2 separate regions of the Homo sapiens genome follow, and region 2 is linked to region 1. The links are chromatin loops, found by intact Hi-C in ENCODE. Cell type or tissue: IMR-90. All regions are shown on one strand. Links, peaks and the distances in the headings refer to the core of each region. The heading gives the core; the rest is flanking DNA.

Region 1 (10,785 bases), core at 1,741-9,740:
GGGAAGACAGAGGAACCCGCAGCCACTGGGCACTGACCAGCATGCCGCGCCGCCGGAAGCCCATCATGCACAGGCGGCACTTGAACGTGAAGCTGTCGTAGTCTGTGGACGTGATGCGGGGCTTGAACGTCTTGGAGCGGCTGATGCGGTCGGCTTTCTTGGCCTCCCTCTCAGGATTATGCATCCTCTGCATGTGTTCCCGTAGTTTGTCTTTTCGCTATTTGGAGAGTATTTTTGAAAACGGGGTAGACACGGGGGTAGAAAATTTTTAACTGAAGGGATCATTTTAAAAATCAATACAAATTAGCAGTCACCACAAGCCTCCAAGAGACATTTGAGTTGCTGGAACACTAGGACGCAGACATGTTAAAAGTGGCTGGGAGTTACTCTGTTCACTAGCAAATATGTGCATTCCAATGAACCTTGGTTTAAAATGACCATTAAATAGGAAAGATACATACCGACTTTTGAGAATAAAGACTGTGCATTTATGTAGAGGAGATTAAAGAGAACACGGAACAAGCCTGGCATAAAAGAACTTCAGACAAATTGATAACAGGTAATATTAGATTTTAGAAGCCAGTGTAGGCCGGGTGTGGTGGCTCATGCCTGTAATCCTAGCACTTTGGGAGGCCGACAAGGGCGGATCACCTGAGGTCAGGAGTTTGAGACCAGCCTGGCCAACATGGTGAAACCCTGTCTCTATGAAAAATATAAAAATTAGCTGGGTGTGGTGGCACACGTAATCCCAGCTACTCAGGAGGCTGAGGCAGGAGAATCACTTGAATCTGGGAGGTGGAGGCTGCACTGAGTTGAGATCACACCACTGCACTCCAGCCTGGGCAACAGAGCAAGGCTCTGTCAAAGAAAAAATGCCATGTGTATACTCAATTCCCACACCTTTCAGCAAACATTATATTTTTCTAAATCCCAAAAGAATTTAAGTAAGAATCTCTATCTTATGGATTTAGAACTTCTCACCTTACAGAATTAGAAGTTCAAGTAAACAAATCCATTGTTCACTATGATGGAGCATGGGGCCCAGGGCTCAGCTCCTGGTTTCACTATTTAGTGACACATGCTGATGTGAGTCCATGGAGAGAATCAGGCAGAGCCCATCCTGAATAAAAACAAAGTGCCAGCTCCCTGATCCAGTGAGGCTTTCTGCTCTGGGACACATGAATAAATTGTTATTAGTCCCATAAAGACTCTGAGGCTTTCTACAAATCCAGTTCTTCCCACCTTTCAGCACAGGGACTTTTTTAAGGACTTCATTTTTCAGCACATTTACTCAACAAATATTCCTTGAGGGCCTACCCAGTATCAGGGAGCAGGATAAGGGCCGAGCTCCAATGCTGGGCCTCCCTCACCCACCTGCCTCTTCTGCTGCAATGCATACGACCCAACTCTTTCTTCCTATCCCACCCGCCTTCATTTCTGGAAAGCCCAGGAGGGAATGTTCAGCGCTTTGTAGGCTACAGTAGGATTTGGATTAAGGACACTGCCCTACGTGACAGTATCTTTCTTTAGTGTGGATACAATGGCAAAGCACTGTTGCATTGCCACTTTTTTTCTTTTCCTTTTCCTCCAACTCCTCTCGCATTCCCACTTTTTTCTAAGCATCAACATTCACTAGTTCCCGTCTATTCCCTTTAAACAACCAACTGACCTTAACCGAATCATCACATAAATTTCAAAGCCTAACACAAATACCACACCATGCTATGCACATCGTGACGGGCACACATTTGTTGGATGCCAAATCTCCATGAGGCCTTTCCATCCTAACATCCCCCAAACCAAATCCGCTATCTGCCCCCACTCCTTCTGCCTAAGTCGTGCTTTTTGGTATCAGCGGTGTTCCCAAACATCTAGCCTCTCAAGCTGCAAATCTCCATTCCTTGCTGTCCACCCTTCCCCCTTCCACCCAAGTGCAAGTTCTTGTCAGCCTCCCATGACGCCTGTCTTGAACATGGCCCCTCTTCTCCACACCCACTGCCTCGGCCTGAATTAGCCCAGCTCTGAAACGCTGGTAAGTCTAATTACTTAGCACAGCGCGCTAGCTTAACCCGCTTCCCTGGCTTCCTCTTGCCACACCCTCCATCAGTCCCCTTCTCCCAATCTCCCGAACGTGGCATCACCACTCCCTGCTGCTCCCTCTGCTTGAGATGCCAATATTCCTCCCTCACTCCTCACCTCTCCCTTTCCCTAGCTGGCAAACTGTTTCCCACCCATGAATGGATTCAAAAGTGTCACCATATCTATGAGGTCTCCCCTATACCCCAAATCAGTGAATCCCTCTCACAGCATTTTTGAGATGGAGTCTCGCTCTGTCACCCAGGCTGGAGTACAATGGCATGATTTCGCCTCACCACAACCTCCGCCTCCCGGGTTCAAGTGATTCTCCTGCCTCAGCCTCCTGAGTAGCTGGGATAACAGTCATGCACCACCACGCCTGGCTACTTTTATATTTTTAGTAGAGATGGGCTTTCTCCATGTTGGTCAGGCTGGTCTCGAACTCCCAACCTCAGGTGATCTGCCCACCTTGGCCTCCCAAAGTGCTGGGATTACAGGCGTGAGCCACCGCACCCGGCCACTTTATTCTTTTCTCTATTCTAGTGTGAGCTCCCTGAAGTTGGAAGGTCCCACCTTGACTTCAATGCTGCCCTCATGGAGCTTATACTTAGCAGGACAGGCAAATGCAATACACAAATGCTATGACAGGGTCACCAGCAAAAGGCCCTGTGGGAATTGGTGGGAGAAGCAGCAGTTAATCCAGGGATCAGGAAATGCCCCATATGAAGTGACATTAGCCAGGTGAAGGAATATGACAGTTTGAAAATGCATTTCAAGTCAGGAGGAGGAGTGAGAGCAAGTGCAAAGGCCCAAGGAGAGAGAGTATGCCACACCTGGGTAAAGCTATGGAGTTCAGGTCACCCTGAGCACACGGGGAGGCAGGAACCAGAGAGGCTGGCAGGAGCCAGATCCTGTAGCATCTTAGAAGTAACAAGAACTTCGGGATTTATCTGCGTGAAGAGCTATTTAAGAGTTTTTCAGAAAGGACATGACATCAGAGCTGTTCTCTAGAAAAATTACTCTGATTCTACTTTGAAAATATGCCAGGAAGGTAGGTGGTAGTGGTTTTGTGCTGGGTCAACTTGGCTAAGGGGAACTACATTTGAAGGGAGTCTTCTTCCCAGCATGGTTCCGAGTTGGGGTTAGCCAAAGAGAAACTCAGACCAGCCTGGAAGGTGGAAAGGAAGCAGCTCCGTGCTGCTCTAGACGGTGTCATGTAGAGGTACCTGTGGGTCCCTACTTATCCTCTCTTTCCCACCCAGCCACCAGCTGTCTTCCTGACTGCCAGCCCTGCTGGCCAGCTCCACATCCACCACCAGATGCAGTGACACAGTCTTTCACAGACCACACCAGCTCTCCTTCCTGGGCCCCTCTGCAGGAGGAAGTGCTTGGTTCCCAGATTCCCAGGTAACTTCCCATTTGACCACCCAGACCAGTACTTCTGTGGGCATACTGCTGACTTCCGACCTCCCAGCTTCTCCCTTCAACCCTCACTTCTCCATCTTCTCCTATAATTAAGTTCTTAGTCCTGTAAGAAAATCTTCTTCTGTAACATTCACAGTGGCTTTGCTTCCCTGATTGAACTGTGGTTGAATATACTGGGTGAAAGTAAAAGAGAAAATGAAAGCAAGCAAAGAAATTTTAAAGAAATATTCCAAGGTGTTAAAATATGGTATCTGGCACAAAATGAAAAATCAAAAAACACTGGCTGGATGGGATGGATGGATGGCCAAACAGTATCGCAAAACAGGAATCCTTTTAGATATGATTTTTTTTAAGAACAGAAAAATCCCAGACCTACTTATACTTTTCACACTGGAGTTCTCTACGGAATTCTAAATTGTGCTGTTATATATTCAAAGCCATTAAATTATATTCTATAACACACTTACCATAAAACCAGCTTTGCAAACTCTATTTCTCTTTAATTTCTTTGCATCTGTTACAAATATACCCTTAGTTTTCCTCTCCTGAATCAATTTCTGATTCTTTTCCAGTTTCTATGAGAGTGTGACCTACAATCATTTTCAGCAGAAGGTCTTCCAGTGACATTTTTGCAGAATCACCTTATTTCCCAATGAAGCATATTTCATTGTTTTTACATTTATTTATTTAACTTTTATTTCTGGGTCCCCTGCAGGGTTTTGCTCGGCTTCTTCTAAGTTCCAGGTGGGTTACGGATACTCATAATGTTTTAATCTTTGAGGTCATTAACATTCTCCAAAGTAGTCTAAGCCTTCTCAGCATTCTTCAGATTTCCCACCTGAATTAGATGAGCGTCCTGCTGGCTGCAAGGCTCAATTACGGGCTCTTATACTTCATCAGTGCTCAACAAAAACCTCCTGATCTGAATGTTAAGTAAAGGTTTTGGTCTGTTAGGAAATCTCAATAGCGATTTAGTTATACTTGTCATTATACATTTGGATTCTTTTAGGAGATGATGCATTTTTACTCTACTTGTTTGGGGATTTGAATTAACTATTTTGAGGAAATGAGTAAGTTTTCCCCCTTAATTTTATAACTAAGTCAAACACAAGGCCCAAAGAGTATCTCAGGTCCAGTTCATCAGAGGTGGGTGATAAACTGATGAAATGAACAGGCATTTACCCTCAGCTTGCTATAATTCCAGTGGCCACGAGAACCACCTTGGGCTGTGCCTTGGTGTCATACCTTAAATTGCTTCCCACAGGTGGAACACAGGAAGTCTTTGCGGTCCGAATGCCGGAGCATGTGGAGTCGCAGTTTATCGGGGCGACAGAAGGCCTTGTCACACTCTGTGCACTGGTAGATCTTTTCTGAGTGGAAGCTGCGCACGTGTTTTTTCACCTGGTGATAAGAACCACAGGAAAATTCAGGGGACGCAGGCACCAAATGAAATGACCAAAGGCAGCTTGTCAACGCTAGAGGGAGCCAAACGCATTACCATGGGTTTTCATCAACCCCGCCGAGGAATCCAATCAGATGTGATAATTGGCCTCAATAACACATACTGTCCCTGTCACAAAGAAATAAAACAAGTAGCCAGAAAGCCTTAGAAATCCGAACCTCCCCGATGACTTGAAACGTGAGAGAGAGAGAGAGAGAGAGAGAGAGAGAGAGAGAGAGAGAGAGAGAGAGTGCTTGCTTGGTCAAAGCCCTGATCACTTGAAGCCCATTTTTTAAAGATAAAAAGCAAAAGTTCCTTTGGGTTTAAATGAAATCTTGCTAAAAAGGATCTATAGGAAGACAAAAACCAATTCTTCCTTACTTTTCTCCGTCTTTAATCTGCACAGAAGCAATTTAGCCCCTTTTGATCCTTTTACATCTTCTTATAAAATTAAGTTCTGAAGAATTAAAGACATGAATGAGTGGATACAGAAGACATTACCGGTTTGTGAGAGCAATATGACGCTGGCGTCACTTCTCAACTGGGACTTACTTCCCTTACTTTTAGATAAATAAAGGAATAGGGCTTCTGAACTCTCTTAGCCACACATATCCAATGAGAAAGAGCTGAGGATGGAAGCTAAGTAGTGAGTCTTACCAAACTATTCCTATAAGATAGTTTGCTTCATTATTTTTGGAGTTTCTTTTGCCATTAAATTATGCCTTAAAGCAATCTTTCTACTAGTTTGTGTGAAGTGAGAAAATTTCCAAGACTCTCAACACTAGCAGAACTAAAATTAAATCCCTAGTCTTCTTTTCCTTTGGTAATTGAAAAAGTGTATTTTTACAAAATGTTTCGTTATTCACTGACTAGCACAGGAAAATCTTATCACTTAAAGTCCAAATGAAATCATGAGTATTCTGAAATTTATCTTCACCCATTTTGCTCCAACAAAGAATACACTACAGGGGAGGAGGCAGTCGGTTCCTGATACAAAAGTATATTATATACCAACTTTCTCTTTGTTTCCTTCCAAAATGTATGGCCTTGGTTAAAGCAAGCAGGAAACCACAGTAGTAGTAGGGAGATGTTCCCAGCCCCTCAGAAACGGGAGTATGTCTTCTACAGGCTCGGTATATTTTATAAGCAATAGACATTGACATGGATTATGAAAGACTTTTTAAAAATTATAATAGATCTGGGTGTTTATTACTTGTAACTTAAACACTTCAATGTCAATGTCTGATCTGGACAATTAAGGGTCATAATAATCTTGTGTATAAAAGTAGTTTGATTGAAGAAATATTGTTCTCAATTGTAAAGTTGTTTCAAAGAAGGGATGGAAATGCAGGTGCTAGGCAGTCTCGGTTTTCCAAAAATCGAAGTTTCTTTTACCAAAAGAAGGAAGCAGACAGGAATCTCAGTAGTAGACACTCACCTGGATAAAATCTGGGAACCGTTTCTTACAAGTTGGGCAGGTGAAGTAGCCATCATTGATATGAATGGCCACATGATCTTTCAACAAATCAAGGCGGTCAAAGGATTCTGGGCAAAAAATGCAAGAGTAAGTCTTCTGGTCTGAGTGGAGCTTCATGTGGCTCTCCAAGGATGTGCTGCTGATGAAGCCCTTGTTACAGAGATCACAGGTCAGTGGGCAGTTCCCCTCCCGCCCATGGAAGCGTAAGTGCTGGTCCAGTTTGTCCTTTTCCCGGAAGGCCTTCCCACACTGCAAGCATTTAAAAGGCCGGAAGGACTTCCGAATAAACAGATGCTGAAGAGCTGCATTCTGAAAGACATACACAAATGTGATCATTTAGTGATGAAATTAAGAGTGCAACTGGATCACACTTTTACAGAGAAAGAGAGGATGATCTCTGCAATCACAGACTTCCCATAGAAGTTCAACTCTAGGACACACACAGTTGAAAGGAGATTTTTCTGGTGAAGACACTGAAAATGAAGCCATCCTCAAAGAAGCTCATCTTAAAGAGATGAAATTTTTTTGTGTTTTGTTTTACATCTATGTATGTGGGTTTTCTTTTGAAAGGGTTTAAGTAACAAAAAAAGTGTTCCCAATAGAAGACTTGTATAATAAAACAAATCCCACAGTGGAACAGGATAAAAATGGAAGATTTGGAGGAAAAGACTTAGGTTAAGTCACACATGCAGGAATCAGGCTGGAGCAAGTCAGTCAAATGTTACTTGTTGAAATCCATGAGAAAAAGAATTTGAAGCTTGATTAAAACATTTAGCAAAAACAAAACAAACAAACAAACAAACAAAAAAACAATAAAAAGAACTGAAGGGTAGTCCTTGCCAGCGGCAGGATGGAGAAGGAAATGGATACCAGGTTTCTTTTGGGGGTAATGGATACCAGGTTTCTTTTGGGGGTGATGAAAGTGTGCTGGAATTAGAGAGTGGTGAAGATTGCACAGCTTCAGAATGTTCTAAAAACCACTTTAAAGGGTAAACTTTATGCCACGAGAATTTCTTGAAAGGATTCAGATTTATGTGAATGGGACATGAGCACATGTCGTAAATGGAATATATGCATTTCATCACTTTCTACTTAGAAAACAGAAGGTAAGGTTCCAGAATAGCTAGTTAGTTCTACTGGTTAGAATGCCATGCTAACAACGTTAAGCTCATCACACTGTTCCTGCCTCGACCAGGCAATTCTGCTCTTTGTTTTCAGGCACAGATTGCACTTGTAATGCTGATTGGCCATCTTGTAAATTCATGCAATTGTTATAGGGCATCCAAGTGGGAGAGTACGGGTACTCAGTGCAAACCCATCGCCACTACTGGAAAATCTACTCATGCTCTACTGACAGCAGATCGACAAAATCACCTCACACAGAGAATGCAGAATCAATCTTTCAGTTATGCTTACAATGAAGACTCATTCATCCGTTCCTCAGAACACTGAGGGAAAGCTCTAGATTGCTACAAGGGGGGGAAATCCTTCAAGTATATCTGTGAATGGCTGTGCCTATGTAGCTACAAATGAACAGTAATTGAAGGATTAATGGAGATCTTAGTGCGATCTTAACTTCAAATTACTTGTAAGCATCAACTTTTAAACTAAATTTAATGTGAAATCATCATGTGAGGAAAACAAAATAATTATTTTTGATTTAGTGGAATTTCTAGACATAATTACTATGTAACAAGAGATTTCCTTCTCAGGGCTTCTCTAACCGGGCTAGGAGAAAGATTTTTAAGCTGCTACCTACTCACTTATCTTGAGTAGATAAACAGCAATTCTGTGATCTTCTTCAGCTGATGGGGCTGCTTCAGGGGATGTATCATACTTTATTCTCCTTTGTATCCAGATCCCTTAATAAATTGCTTAGCTTATAGGAAGTCTTCAAAAGTAGTTTGAGAATCAGTGAAATATATTTCATATGAAACTCAAAAAAATGATTTCAAGGATTTTTCTACAGCATCTGCAGAGATTTTTAAGAATAGGTCTTTCTTGGCTGGGCACTGTGGCCCATGCCTATAATCCCAGCATTCTGGGAGGCTGAGGCGGACAGATCACCTGAGGTCAGGAGTTTGAGACCAGCCTGGCCAACATGGTAAAACCCTGTCTCTACCAAAAATACAAAAATTAGCCAGGCGTGGTAGCAGGCACCTGTAACCCCAGGGCTGTAATCCCAGCTACTTGGGAGGCTGAGGCAGGAGAATCGCTTGAACCTGGGAGGTGGAGGTTGCAGTGAGACTCTGTCTCAAAAAAAAAAAAAAAAAAAAAAAAAAAAAAAAAAAAAAAGCATAGTTTTTTCTCAAATCAGCCACAGGGCTTGCTTTCACTTCTGTGTAGTTCAGTAGCCACCTCATCTTTTTAACTCTGTCTGGATACTAATTTTACATAAAAGCTTTACTATTTTGTCCACTTTCAAAACTTTACGGAAATATTGCTGATGAACCAATACTATTGTGAGGTTCAAAGATGCAAGATTCAGAGCACTTTTGCCATGTAGGAATCTTTTCCTTTATCCAAGTTCATTGAAGTGTCCAAGAACAGACACAATGCACATTGACTGTGGTCCCACTGAGGATGCCATTTCTCCTTGGGTGCCAAATCCAGAACTCAGTTTTGTTTTGGTCCATTATGCTAATCAGTCTTCTGTCATTTCTGATTAGTGTGAGTACCTTCAGCCACTTGATTTAAACTGAGCCACCACCTGGCTCCACTTTCTTGGCTCTATTGACAAACTTTATCATCTTTTCAATTTCCATGGAGCCCTGAACATTGTCTGCACTCAAGAACTAGATTGTATTTCTCTGATCTAATGATACTAATGGGATGGTCATATTACAAGGTCGTAAAAATGCTGAAACTGTCCCCACCCGTTGACCCACTTGCAGGCCATTTCTGTTCTAAGGTGTCTTCTGTAGCTCAGAGCCACAACCCGTACACATTTCTAGAAGAAATCATGACAAATGTCGGAGAGAGCGCACAGATCCACTCTAGTTCTTCTGCTTTCCTGAGTTCGTCAGGCAATCCACCACACTCTACATATATATCAGCTACTCTAGGGATACCAAAATCGTATTGTTGCTAAATTCTGTGATTTGGGATTCAACTCACATTGCAATGAATTCTAAGACAACAGATTATTTGTAGACAGAGATCATAAAATGTTTCTAAAGTTTAGGGGGTTTGTTTGTTTTTTAGAGATGGGGTCTTTCTCCATCGCCCAGGCTGGAGTGTTATGGCATGATCATAGCTAACTGCAGCCTCGACCTCCTGGACTCAAGCAATCCTCCCACCTCAGCCTCCAGGGTAGCTGGGACTTATAAGTACATGCCACCACGCCTGACTAAAATGTTTCTAAAGTTTGATATTAATGGCTAAAAGAACCTAAATTATTGATCAATTTTCATATTATTTTAATCCTGACACAAAAAAGAAATCAAACAATCATGTTTGTTGATTTGGGGTTTTGGGGGGGTTTTTTGAGACATGGTCTCACTCCATTGCCCAGGCTGGAGTGCAGTGGCACAATCACAGCTCACTGCAGCCTCGACTTCCCAGACTCAGAGGATTCTCTCATCTCAGCCTCCTGAGTAGCTGAGACTACAGGTGCCTGCCACCATGTCCACCTATTTTTTTGTATTTTTTTTTAGTAGAGACAGGGTTTCACCACGTTGCCCAGGTTGGTCTCGAACTCCTGGGCTCAAGCAATCCACCTGCCTCAGCCTCCCAAAGTGCCGAGATTATAGGTGTGAGACACTATGCCTGGCAGTTTTGGGGTCTTTTAAACAACTTTCCTTTGGACAATTTTCTGCCCACTTTGAAAGCCTTTGGTTGGCCAGCCCTGCCCAACTCGGCTCACTCTGCACCATCCTTCCACTGCACCCCTGCTAGGGCCAGGCTCATGTCTGCACTGTCCCAACCACAGCAAGAACCTCCTGTGTCTGGGCCTCTGATCCTATGGCTATCATTCTCTGAAACAGTCTACCTTCCTCCTCTCTTTCAAGGGCTAGTCTAAGTCTCACCTTATCCAAGAATTATCCTGACTCCTCTATTTTACTTCAACCTTTCACTCTTCCAAGTTATACTTTTACATTTAACACCTAACTGTAAACTCCCCTACATTAGTATTGATTTCCTACTTAGACTGCAAGCTCAAGTGAAAATTCTATTGTGTACCTAGCATAGTGCCAAATAGACAGTTAGAACTCAACACTATTGCATAAGTCATTCCAATGGTTTTAGCGCTGGAAGGGACCTTGGAGATCACTTAGTCCTACCCTTCATTTTGTATATGAGGAACCTGCAGCCCACAATTTATTCCTTGATCTATTTACAAATAAATTATCATTATTCATTAATT
Region 2 (10,785 bases), core at 1,894-9,893, 290 kb after region 1:
TGTTGCCCAGGCTGGAGTTCAGTGGTGCGATCTTGGCTCACTGCAACCTCTGCCTCCTGGGTTCAAGCAATTCTCCTGCCTCAGCCTCCTGAGTAGCTGGGATTACAGGCACCGGCCACCACACCTGGCTAATTTTTGTGTTTTTGGTAGAGGCGGGGTTTCACCATGCTGGCCAGGCTGGTCTTGAACTCCTAACCTCAGGCGATCCACCCACCTCGGCCTCCCAAAGTGCTTGGATTACAGGAGTGAGCCACCATGCCCGGCCAGGGGCTGCTTTTTCTCTGTAAAGAATAGCTTTCCTTTTCCCTGTATAAATTCTTTTGAAATTACTTTTTAGACTCAGGGTGGACTGATGGATTACCCCACCCTTTTTTATTATTCCACCTGTGTAGTAGTGTCACCCTGTCACCACTTATTTCGGGGTTCTTATTGTCCTAACTTTAGCCAGCTTTGTGAGGCCGCATTGCTGTTTGAGTGCTCGATCGCTTCCTGCAGAAACAAAATGTTCCAGGTTGCTTTATGCTTCCCATTAAGCCCCAGATCCGAAATCAGCTGTTTTTCCAAGGAGCCCTGGTTCCTTTCAATAGAGAAGGATATTTAGACACTAAGTTCTGGGTGCTGCTGGAGACAGTATTGGTTTTAGGCCAGTTTTTAAGAATTGTGAGCCAGCGGGCACGGTGGCTTATGCCTGTAATTCCAGCACTTTGGGAGGCCAAGGTGGGCTGGTCGTTTGAGGTCAGGAGTTTGAGACCAGCTTGGCTAACATGGCGAAACCCCGTTTCCACTAAAAATACAAAAATTAGCCAGGCGTGGCTGCACATGCCTGTAGTCCCAGCTACTCGGGAGGCTGAGGCAGGAGAATCGCTTGAACCTGGTAGGTGCAGGTTACAGTGAACTGAGATCACACCTCTGTACTCCAGCCTGGGTGACAGAGTGAGACTTCGTCTCAAAAAATAATAATAAAATAAAATAAAAACCATGAACCTTTCCTGATATCTCTGATCTCATTCCACATCTGTGCCTCCCTTTCCCCCCAGTGGGGTGGGCTCCGGCTCTGCAGTGCACGTGGAAAAGCTTCTGAATTGCTAAACCTATTCCATAGCCAGCAACAAACTTAGACACAACACAACATATTTTTCAATTCATTTTGGTCTTAGGTTATATAGCACTACATTAAAAATTTATTTGGGCTGGGCGTGGTGGCTCACGCCTGTAATCCCAGCGCTTTGGGAGGCCGAGGCGGGCGGATCACAAGGTCAGGAGATCGAGACCAGCCTGACCACCATGATGAAATCCCGTCTCTATTAAAAATACAAAAATTAGCTGGGTGTGGTGGTGTGCACTTGTAATCCCAGCTACTCAAGAGGCTGAGGCAGGATAATCGCTTGAACTCGGGAGGTGGAGATTGCAGTGAGCCGAGATCATGCCACCACCGCACTCCAGTCTGGGTGACAGAGCGAGACTCAGTCTCAATAAATAAATAAATAAATAAATTATTTGGATTGATTGTTCTGTTATTCCTCCTGTGAAAGATCAGGTTCGTAAGATAACTAATTTTTGGTCATCAGATTAAAAATGTATTCAAGGAAGGGGGGGTAAAGAGTTCAAGAGGGATTTCATACTGCAGCTGGAGGCACTTAGTAGTTTCTAGCTTAGGGTCAAGACCAAGTAAGAGCCGGCCCCATCGTCTTCTCGTAGCAGCAGCTGTGCCTCATCCATGCGGAATCCTCTGGGAACGCGCGGGGCCGCGAGGCCGTGTGCACAGACCCGAGTGACCGCGCAGTCTCATAGCGGCTCTCCCTACCAGGTACTCAGACCCCACGCAGTGGACGGCCTTCCTGGGCTTGCACGACCAGAGCCAGCGCAGCGCCCCTGGGGTGCAGGAGCGCAGGCTCAAGCGCATCATCTCCCACCCCTTCTTCAATGACTTCACCTTCGACTATGACATCGCGCTGCTGGAGCTGGAGAAACCGGCAGAGTACAGCTCCATGGTGCGGCCCATCTGCCTGCCGGACGCCTCCCATGTCTTCCCTGCCGGCAAGGCCATCTGGGTCACGGGCTGGGGACACACCCAGTATGGAGGTAAGCTTCGGGCTGACCTAGGGCTCCGCAGAGGGCCTGGGGCCTTTCTCCAAGGCCGTGTTTCCTCTGCGTGTCCGGTCTCGGGGCGGGGGGCTGCTCCAGTCTCCCTCTGCCTGGCAGAATGAGGCTGTCCAGGGCGGAATGGAGGCCTTTAGTAAAAGGGGCATGGGATTTGCAGCCTGGGCTCAGGATTGAAGGTTGGCTTTGCCCCTAACTAGCTGAGTGACCTTGAGCGAGTTGCTTAAGCTCTGATCCTGTTTGTGCATGCGCGTAATGAAGATAGCAACACCTTAAGCCCAGTGGTGCTTAAGGCACGTGAGGGGGTGGGTATGAAGGGAAGCAGGCCGTTAGTTGGCAAATGCTAGATTGAAAGAATCCACTGTACAGCATATGCTGAACATTTGTCGTCTTTGGAGAGGAAAGAAAACGAACAGGACTTACAGCTCCAATGCCCTCACAGAACCCCGCGGGCATTTGCGGCGCCTTCCCTCCGCCTCTCTGCTTCTTGTTCCCTCACCCCTGCTTGCCACGGCGTCTGTTCCCTCTCAACTCGCCTGGCAGATCTCAGCATGCCCCTGCTTCCTCTAGGTGGCTGCTATTGCCAGAGCCCACTGAGTAGACGCGGATTACCCGTTTGTCAGCCCCGGGCATCTGGGCTGTTCCAGAGTTTTCTAGTCCAATGACCCGTGGGGAGCGTCTCGAATGACGCTGCCCTCGAAGCAGCCCGGCTCTCAGCCCCGTCCTGCCCTCTCCCCAGGCACTGGCGCGCTGATCCTGCAAAAGGGTGAGATCCGCGTCATCAACCAGACCACCTGCGAGAACCTCCTGCCGCAGCAGATCACGCCGCGCATGATGTGCGTGGGCTTCCTCAGCGGCGGCGTGGACTCCTGCCAGGTGGCCCCCGGGGCAGGAGGGCGGCAGGTGGGCCCCGGGAGAGGCGGGACTGGGGACTCACGGCAGGGCTTGTCTCCGCCCAGGGTGATTCCGGGGGACCCCTGTCCAGCGTGGAGGCGGATGGGCGGATCTTCCAGGCCGGTGTGGTGAGCTGGGGAGACGGCTGCGCTCAGAGGAACAAGCCAGGCGTGTACACAAGGCTCCCTCTGTTTCGGGACTGGATCAAAGAGAACACTGGGGTATAGGGGCCGGGGCCACCCAAATGTGTACACCTGCGGGGCCACCCATCGTCCACCCCAGTGTGCACGCCTGCAGGCTGGAGACTGGACCGCTGACTGCACCAGCGCCCCCAGAACATACACTGTGAACTCAATCTCCAGGGCTCCAAATCTGCCTAGAAAACCTCTCGCTTCCTCAGCCTCCAAAGTGGAGCTGGGAGGTAGAAGGGGAGGACACTGGTGGTTCTACTGACCCAACTGGGGGCAAAGGTTTGAAGACACAGCCTCCCCCGCCAGCCCCAAGCTGGGCCGAGGCGCGTTTGTGCATATCTGCCTCCCCTGTCTCTAAGGAGCAGCGGGAACGGAGCTTCGGGGCCTCCTCAGTGAAGGTGGTGGGGCTGCCGGATCTGGGCTGTGGGGCCCTTGGGCCACGCTCTTGAGGAAGCCCAGGCTCGGAGGACCCTGGAAAACAGACGGGTCTGAGACTGAAATTGTTTTACCAGCTCCCAGGGTGGACTTCAGTGTGTGTATTTGTGTAAATGAGTAAAACATTTTATTTCTTTTTAGGTAAGTTTCTTTTCCTACTGGAGTTGCGCCCTCCTTCCTCCTTTTTCCTACTCGATTTGCAAGAAATTGGATGTACATTCCCCTCAGCACAGACCCTGGAGTCAGGCTGGGTGGGGCCCACAGTGCCGTTGCCTTCTCTAGGCCAGCAAGGGGCTGGTTTTGCTCTGACCTGTAGCTTCCAAGACCAGGGGCCTGGTGCCCTGGTAGGAGGGAAATGCGGGTTGGCGAGGTGGGGAGACGAATGTTGGGGGGTGCACTGGTGCCCAGGCCTGGGTCCAACCTAGGAGAGGGAGGAGCTTTGTCAGAGGAAGATGGGCGGAAGCGTGGCTTCGTGTTTGGTGGGGAGGTGGCCCTGTGAGCGCACACACTCACGGGGACAGATGTGAGTCTGGGCATGAAGACCTGGCTGTCTCTCTAGTGAAGGCTGAGCAGATGGGTCCCAAGGCCTTGGAGGAGGGGTGCTGCCTGGCTGAAGGGCACCCACACCTCCCGTGCCATCCCCCTTGATTTTTTCTTTTTTCTTTTTTTTTTTTTTTTGAGTCAGGGTCTTGCTCTGTCACCCAGGCTGGAATGCAGTGACATGATCACAGTTCATTGCAGCCTCAGTCTCCTGGGCTCAAGCTATCCTCCTGCCTCAGCCTCCTGAGCAGCTGGGACTAGAGGTGCCCACCACCACACCTGGCTAAGTTGTTTTTTTTTTTTTGTACAGACAGGGTCTCACTATGTTTCCCAGGCTGGTCTCGAACTCCTGGGCTCAAGTCATCTTCCCGTGTTGGGCTCGTGCTGAGCCACCACCCCCAGCCTCCCTAGATTTTTACTTAATAATTTAAAATATTTCCTCTCTTCTTGCTTGGTGGCCTGAAGGGACAATGTCAACAATCTGGGGAAGGCTTAGGGAGCTTTTGGGGGAACATTTGAGGGCTTCTTGTATGCTGATGCGCCACATGGGCTTGGGGCAGGGAAGAGGACCTGGGGAGAGAAATGACATGGCCAGTGTCAGGAGGGCAGAAGGTAGCCTTGGCTCACCGCTATGTCCCCAGCTCAGGCTTGTCTTAGAACATGCTGATATGTGTTTGTTCAATGAATGGTTTTTTGCCTGCCATGAGTTATGGAAACAAAAAGGAGGAAATATAGTCTGATTGGAGCAACACTGCAAGGCTTCTCGGGGGAGGTGGGGTTTGCAGAGCCTCTTTCATTTTAGCCTGAGTGTTTTACCTCTTTGAGGGAGGGAGTGTTGCCTAGAACCTGTGCGAGAATCTGTCGCATTTTCCTCCCTGGGGAGGGAAAGAACATCTGTTCTTACCAAGGCGTGGGAAGTAGAATGAGGATGATGCTGAAGGACTCCTGTGCGTGTTGTAAATGTCATTCCTTTTCTGCCCTGACATGGTCATTCCCACCTGATCGCATCGGACAGAAGTGCCCAGTGCAGGCGCTGAGGGAATGGTCTATGTTAAATGGAGAGGTTTCACGAGGCCTGTGTGTGGTCTGGTTCCTAAGTGTGCGTGAGCCTGGCAGCCGGGGCTTGGCCGGGGTGTAGACATGGTCATCCATGCAGTGGGATTCAGGGAGGCCAGCCCAGCCCGTGCCACTGCACCACCCTCAGCTCCATTGTGGCTTGACAGTGTTCTGGACTGCTCACTCCCCCCGGTCAGATTCCCACCCGGGGAGCAGGTGAAAACACAGATGGCTAGCCTTCAGGGTCATCCCACCCTTTCCGGGACTCTCTGCGGGAGGTCTGAGTGGGACAAGGCGTGTCGTCTGTGGCAGTGTTTCTCTCGGGAGGTCCCTGGGCAGGAATATCGAGATCTCCTGGGACTCATAGGTGCAGAGTCTCATGCTTCATCCAGACCTCCTGAACAGAAACTGGTGGGCCCGCTGGGTGGGGCCAGTGGCCTGTGCTCTAAGAAGCGTTCCTGTGAGGTTGGAGAGCACCGTTTTAGCAGTGGGTCATGCCATTCCAAGTGCCACGGAGCAGCAGCATCACCAGGTGCTCCATCAGATGCCCAGAGCCGCAGTTTGCAGGACATCCTTGGTCCTTGGGGGATCCTGGAAGCCTGCCTGAATGTCGAGAAGCATTTGAGCCCTGGAAAATCAATCATGTGTCAGTGCCTTTAAAAAGATTATGGGGCCAAATCCTGTGTTACTTCTGGCTGGAGTTCAGAAGATCAGGCTGAGACTCCCTAACTCGCCAGAGGCCAGACACATCACGCAGGCCCCGCGCCGATAGCTCTCACGAAGGCAGAAGTCTCTGGTCCAAGAGCCTGAGCTGACAGGGTGGGAATACCAGCAGGCTAGAGCCATTCCTCCTTGCTGAGGATGGCAGTCCAGACCTGCAGCAGCTGGGAGAGGCCAGAGGCCTGCGTAGGTCTGTGCTGACCAGCCTTTCCTTCACCCAGGTGAAGGCCACAGCAGAGGTCTGAAGGGTTAGAGGAGGAGGTGGGAGGGCCAGGCTGAGGGCCCCACGTGCACAGGTGCCCTGCACAGCAAGCTGGCCTCACAGGGGAAGAGTGCAGGGCTGCTGCTGCGCTCCCACAAGCTCAGTGCAGCCCCGCAGAGGCTTTCCCCTACTGACTAGCTGCTTTCGTTGCTGAGATCTCAAGATGATCCAACTCTCTGATCCCCCTAAACTACCTTGTATCGCCATTGTTTTAGCTAGGAATCATAACCATGTAAATTTAATGAAAATTTAACCCGACTCCTGCTTATTGCAGCCATGGCGAGTCCTACTCAGACCTAGAGTCTGCAGGAATCACAGTGAAATTTGGATTAGGAAGGACTTTATGGAAAAGGAAATGTTTAAAATCCTGGGCCCAGTTTGGAGGTCTCCAGAGACCTAGCGCTACGGACCCCAGGGGCTGAGAAGCTGTTGTTCAGGTCGACGGCCACACGGTGGCGATGTTGCGCCGTTCCAGGGCGTGGGCGCTCACGGGTGGGGCGGGGTGTCCGGGGCCGTCTGTTGTTGGCGGCTGCCTTCTGCTGCTTCCCAGTCACCTTTCAGGTAGTGAAATCGGTGCCTGGCTCAGGGTGAGCATGGAAGAGGCCCCCAGCCTGAAGCCTTTCCTGGCCAGCCCTTCAGCCCCTTTAGTGCCCCCACCTCCAGTCTGTAGCCAGGACCTGCTGGCTCTCTGGCATTGGGGCCTGGAGGACACATTCTCAGGGCAGGCTCTAAAGATGGCTTTTGAGATTGAGGACAGAGTGGTGACCTGTGGATGGCCACCAAGGTGGTGCCATCTCTAAGTGGAACTTTATCCCATGAGACACAACCGGCCCCAGAGACAACTGTGCAGGGCCATTTACCACACGTGGGCATGTCTGTCCATACACATGTACACAGGTATTCTGGGGGCAGAGGGGTGTGTACGTGCGTGCGTGTGCTTGCGTGTGTGTGCGCGTGTGTGTGTGTGTTGGGGATTGTGCAGTCCTGGAATAGACGGATTAGAATGTGCCACAAGAACATGACCTGGCTGCTACACCAGACGCCGTCTCCCTCCCCAGGAGCACCTGAGGGGCCTACAGACCCAAAGTTAGGTGCCTGTGACCAAACATTGCTTTTCACTTTTCATCAGTTTTGCAGGTTTGAGGCGTGTGTGTGTATGTGTGTGCATGTATGTGTGTATGTGTGTGCATGTATGTGTGTATGTGGGTGTAGGCGCGTGTGTGCACGTGTGCGTGCATGCATGTATGTGCGTGCATGTGTGTATGTGTGGTGTGTGTGTGCACATGCGTGCATGTGTTGCCCACCTGCAACTGCACGTTAGGGGTGTGTGTGTGCATAGTGTATGTGCGTGTGTGTGTGGTGTGTGTGCGTGCATGTGTGTATTTGTGTGTGTTGCTCACCTGCAATCACAGGTGAGGAAAATTGGATCTTCAGCCAGTGATTCTCAGATACTTGAATTTCTTGGAGCAGTGAGCTGAAAGGAGAAACACGGTCCAGCACATCCAGCGCTTATGAAGATCGCCTCCCGAGTGCTCTAAGGGCTTTCTGAGTCGTATTTCATTTCAACCTCACACAGCCCCATGGTCTTTCCCACTTTATAGATAGAACACCAAGGCACCAAAAATCTGAATAACCTGCCCAAAGGCCCCACACTCAGGAAATATGGTATTGAATGTCAGTGATTTGGCTCCAGAGCCAGCACTGTGCTCTATCATATCCATCTATATCACGCATATATACATCTATCTATCACATACATATCAGCACTGTGCTCTATCATACACATCCACACCGTGTACTATATATCAGTAGCATACTGTCACCAGCATTTCATAAAGAAAGGAGATCTTAACATGCTAACTGCAGGTAGGTCATACTGTTGGTATAAAAGACAGTCTTGTATTGCCAGGCACGGTGGCTCATGCCTGTAATACCAGCACTCTGCGAGGCCGAGGCAGGTGGATTGTTTGAGTCTAGAAGTTCGAGACCAGACCTGGGCAACATAGACATTTTTACCTGTCCGGTAAAAATGCAAAAAATTAGCCAGGCATGGTGGCGGGCTCCTGTAATCCCAGCCACTTGGGAGACTGAGGTGGGAGAATCACCTGAACCCAGGAGGTTGAGGCTGCAGGGAGCTGAGATTGCGCCACTCCTGCACTCCAGCCTGGGCAAACAGTGAGACCCTGTCTCAAAAAAGGAAAAAAAAGTATTTTAAATGCTTTAATTTTTGTGCAAACACTTGAAACTGTCTCAGCAGCAAATATGTGTGGATCAGCATTTGGGAATTGTCCTCCAATGAGTCCTCTTTCTTTTGGGAATCCTGACAAACCTTCCAGAGACCTTCAGGTTGTGAGATGTTCCTGCCAGAAGACCCATTTTCCAGGCTAGGGGTTTGCTCTAGGCTGGTCATGCACTTGTCTTCCATCTGCATTGCCACCCTCGATGGCATTGCTTCTTGGGTTCCTGGAGTCCACTCAGCCAGACGGAAGGTGATTTTCATTAGCCACGATGCCACCTCAATTTGCTCAGTGAGGATGGTTGATGGGGACAGGGAAGGGAGTAGAGTGTTGGTTGAAGGAGGTGAGGACAACAGCTATCTCAGGCCAGGCCACCGGGCCATTCCTCAGGGTGACAATCAGGAACGGAACTTGGAAAGGCCCCAAACACCACTAAGAATGATGAGACCAAACCCCAAAGAAGGAATGGGAGTATTTCTCCCCTGGTTTCATATCTTGGGACTGCCTAGAAGATGGTTCAAGCTGCTGTCCCATGAGATGACCAGCACAGCGTTGACAATGGGGGAAGACATCAGGGTGGGCATCCATTAGGGGTGTAGGGGGCACAGGTGCAACCCACAGCCAGGAGGTGCCTGCAGAGGGGCTAGCCTGGCTCTACGCCAGGGCTTGGCTGGCCACCAAGGAGAAGCCTGTGTATAGACACCTTCCCATGCAGGCTGTTCCCTGCCCTGCAAGCTGATGCGTATATGACACGAATTGCTTCTGTGACCTGATATGCCTACAGCGAGGACACTATATTTTGATAAAGAGATCCTCTTAGGATTTCAGCGGGCTTGACTATCCTTTTCCTATTTCTCTCCTTTTCTCCTCCAGAGGAATGTCTCCTCCCAAGTTCCACTGTCCTGTGCCTGCAACTCGGAGACCATGTGTTCATTCTACCCTTTCCACTCACTCCCATCGTTTCCTAAAAAGCCACTGTCCAGAGCTGCTTGCGGGTATGGGTGGGACTCAGCTCCATTGTCTGTTTATTCCATAGTCTCAGCACCTTCCAGCGGGAGGGATGTGTGTGTTTTCCTAGGATGGAAACTTAGCTCTCCCTTGCCCTTGGCTTGGCTGCAGGCTCCCTCCCCGACGCGCTGCTTTCACCTTGGAGGTTATCACTGTTCCCCTGCCCACACCCCTGGATCAAGAATAACCCAGCCTCTGCGCCAGACCCTCTGGAACTTCATATGGTCTCGTTTAACTCAATAGGGAAAGAGCTCAACAGGGAAATTCTACCACCCTCAGCCTGTGTGCTTTTTCCACAGAGCTCTGAGGTTGCAGTGTGAGGGAGGGGGTCGAGGGACCAGGCCCACCCAGGAAGGGTGGAGAAGATCTCAGTCTTCATGCAGAAGGACATTCGGAGGACAGCTCCCAGAATACACTGGGTATCTGACACCTCTTTGCAGCTCATAATCCAATTCCCATCCAAATCCCAATGAAGACAAATAGGACAGAAGAAATGTATAGGCATAAACTAGGAAAAAAATGAAATCTGTTTGACACATGTGACTCTGTTGCAAAAGAATGGGTAACAAGCTTACTTGAATGAGCCAAGGGAAAGGATGAGAGAAGCAGCCGCTCATTAATTCAACAAATCAGGCATCTGTGACTGCGGAAAGGGCACCCGGTGTAGGCTGGGGGCATCGGGCCCCCAGATGAGGCAGACACTTGGGAAACAAGGTCCTGGGCACGTCTGGGCGGGCAGACAGGTCACATTCCTGGCAGGGTCAGGTCACGGGGTCTGGCCGACCAGCCTGAGCCGAGCACAGGAAAGGTGCCTCTCTGGGGCCTTCTGGGGTGTGTGCGGGGACCTTTATGACCCTCCAAGGCTCAGTGGAGTTGCTGTTTCCCAGGAAAGCAGCTGCCTGAGGGACATCCTTTCAGAACTGGAACCTCACGGTTGGAAAGAACCTGAAATTCAAGGTGACCTACGCCAGATGCCCACGAGGCATTTTAATCCGTCCTAATGTGGGAGCACGGACAGGCCCGTCCAGCCTGGGACCCCACTGTGCTTCCACCCCGTCTTTGTGCCCCTGACCTTGCCAAGTGGGATGCCAAGCGGCCTCTTCCTGTCCCCTGCGCTGGATGTGAGAGCTGGAGAGGCCCTGGAAGAGTGACTGCTCCAATCTGTATGTCAAAGAAGTGTCAGGGACTCTGGCGGCGTGGATGCATCCTCTCACTTCACCTCTCACTTCAGCGTCATCACAGTCCTCGGGAGTGGGTTCTGTCATTCCCAGTTATAGGAGAGGACGCTGTGGCCGTGCAGATAGAGAGCCTGCTGCTCACGGTTCCTCAGTAGGGGAAGAGA

What was found. Hi-C counts contacts between places; a loop is a spot of excess contacts. Peaks named below come from ENCODE experiments on the same cell type or tissue, not always from the same donor. Only the 100,000 strongest peaks of a DNase experiment are listed, where the experiment ranks them.
Region 2: it touches region 1 in a loop (10-fold over the local background); 5 of 110 quality-filtered maps call a loop at or near these places.

What each region holds. Positions count from the first base shown.
Region 1 is chr11:129,918,502-129,929,286 of GRCh38, forward strand. It overlaps PRDM10 (PR/SET domain 10), which reads right to left. Exons shown (of 21, transcript NM_199437.2): 12 at 6,381-6,728; 13 at 4,747-4,902; 14 at 38-217. Among named protein-coding and RNA genes, the nearest start is that of NFRKB, 28 kb to the left of the region's middle. RefSeq lists a silencer at 4,960-5,059 and an enhancer at 7,435-7,936. In IMR-90, for the core only: a CTCF peak has its summit at 4,983 (motif pointing right); a DNase peak (open chromatin) is centred at 4,990.
Region 2 is chr11:130,206,603-130,217,387 of GRCh38, forward strand. ST14 (ST14 transmembrane serine protease matriptase) reads left to right here. Exons shown (of 19, transcript NM_021978.4): 17 at 1,808-2,082; 18 at 2,840-2,976; 19 at 3,060-3,760. The coding sequence ends at 3,221. Among named protein-coding and RNA genes, the nearest start is that of ST14, 52 kb to the left of the region's middle. RefSeq lists an enhancer at 3,008-3,507. In IMR-90, for the core only: a CTCF peak has its summit at 6,650 (motif pointing right); no DNase peak of the experiment used is centred there; H3K27me3 peaks cover 3,746 bases.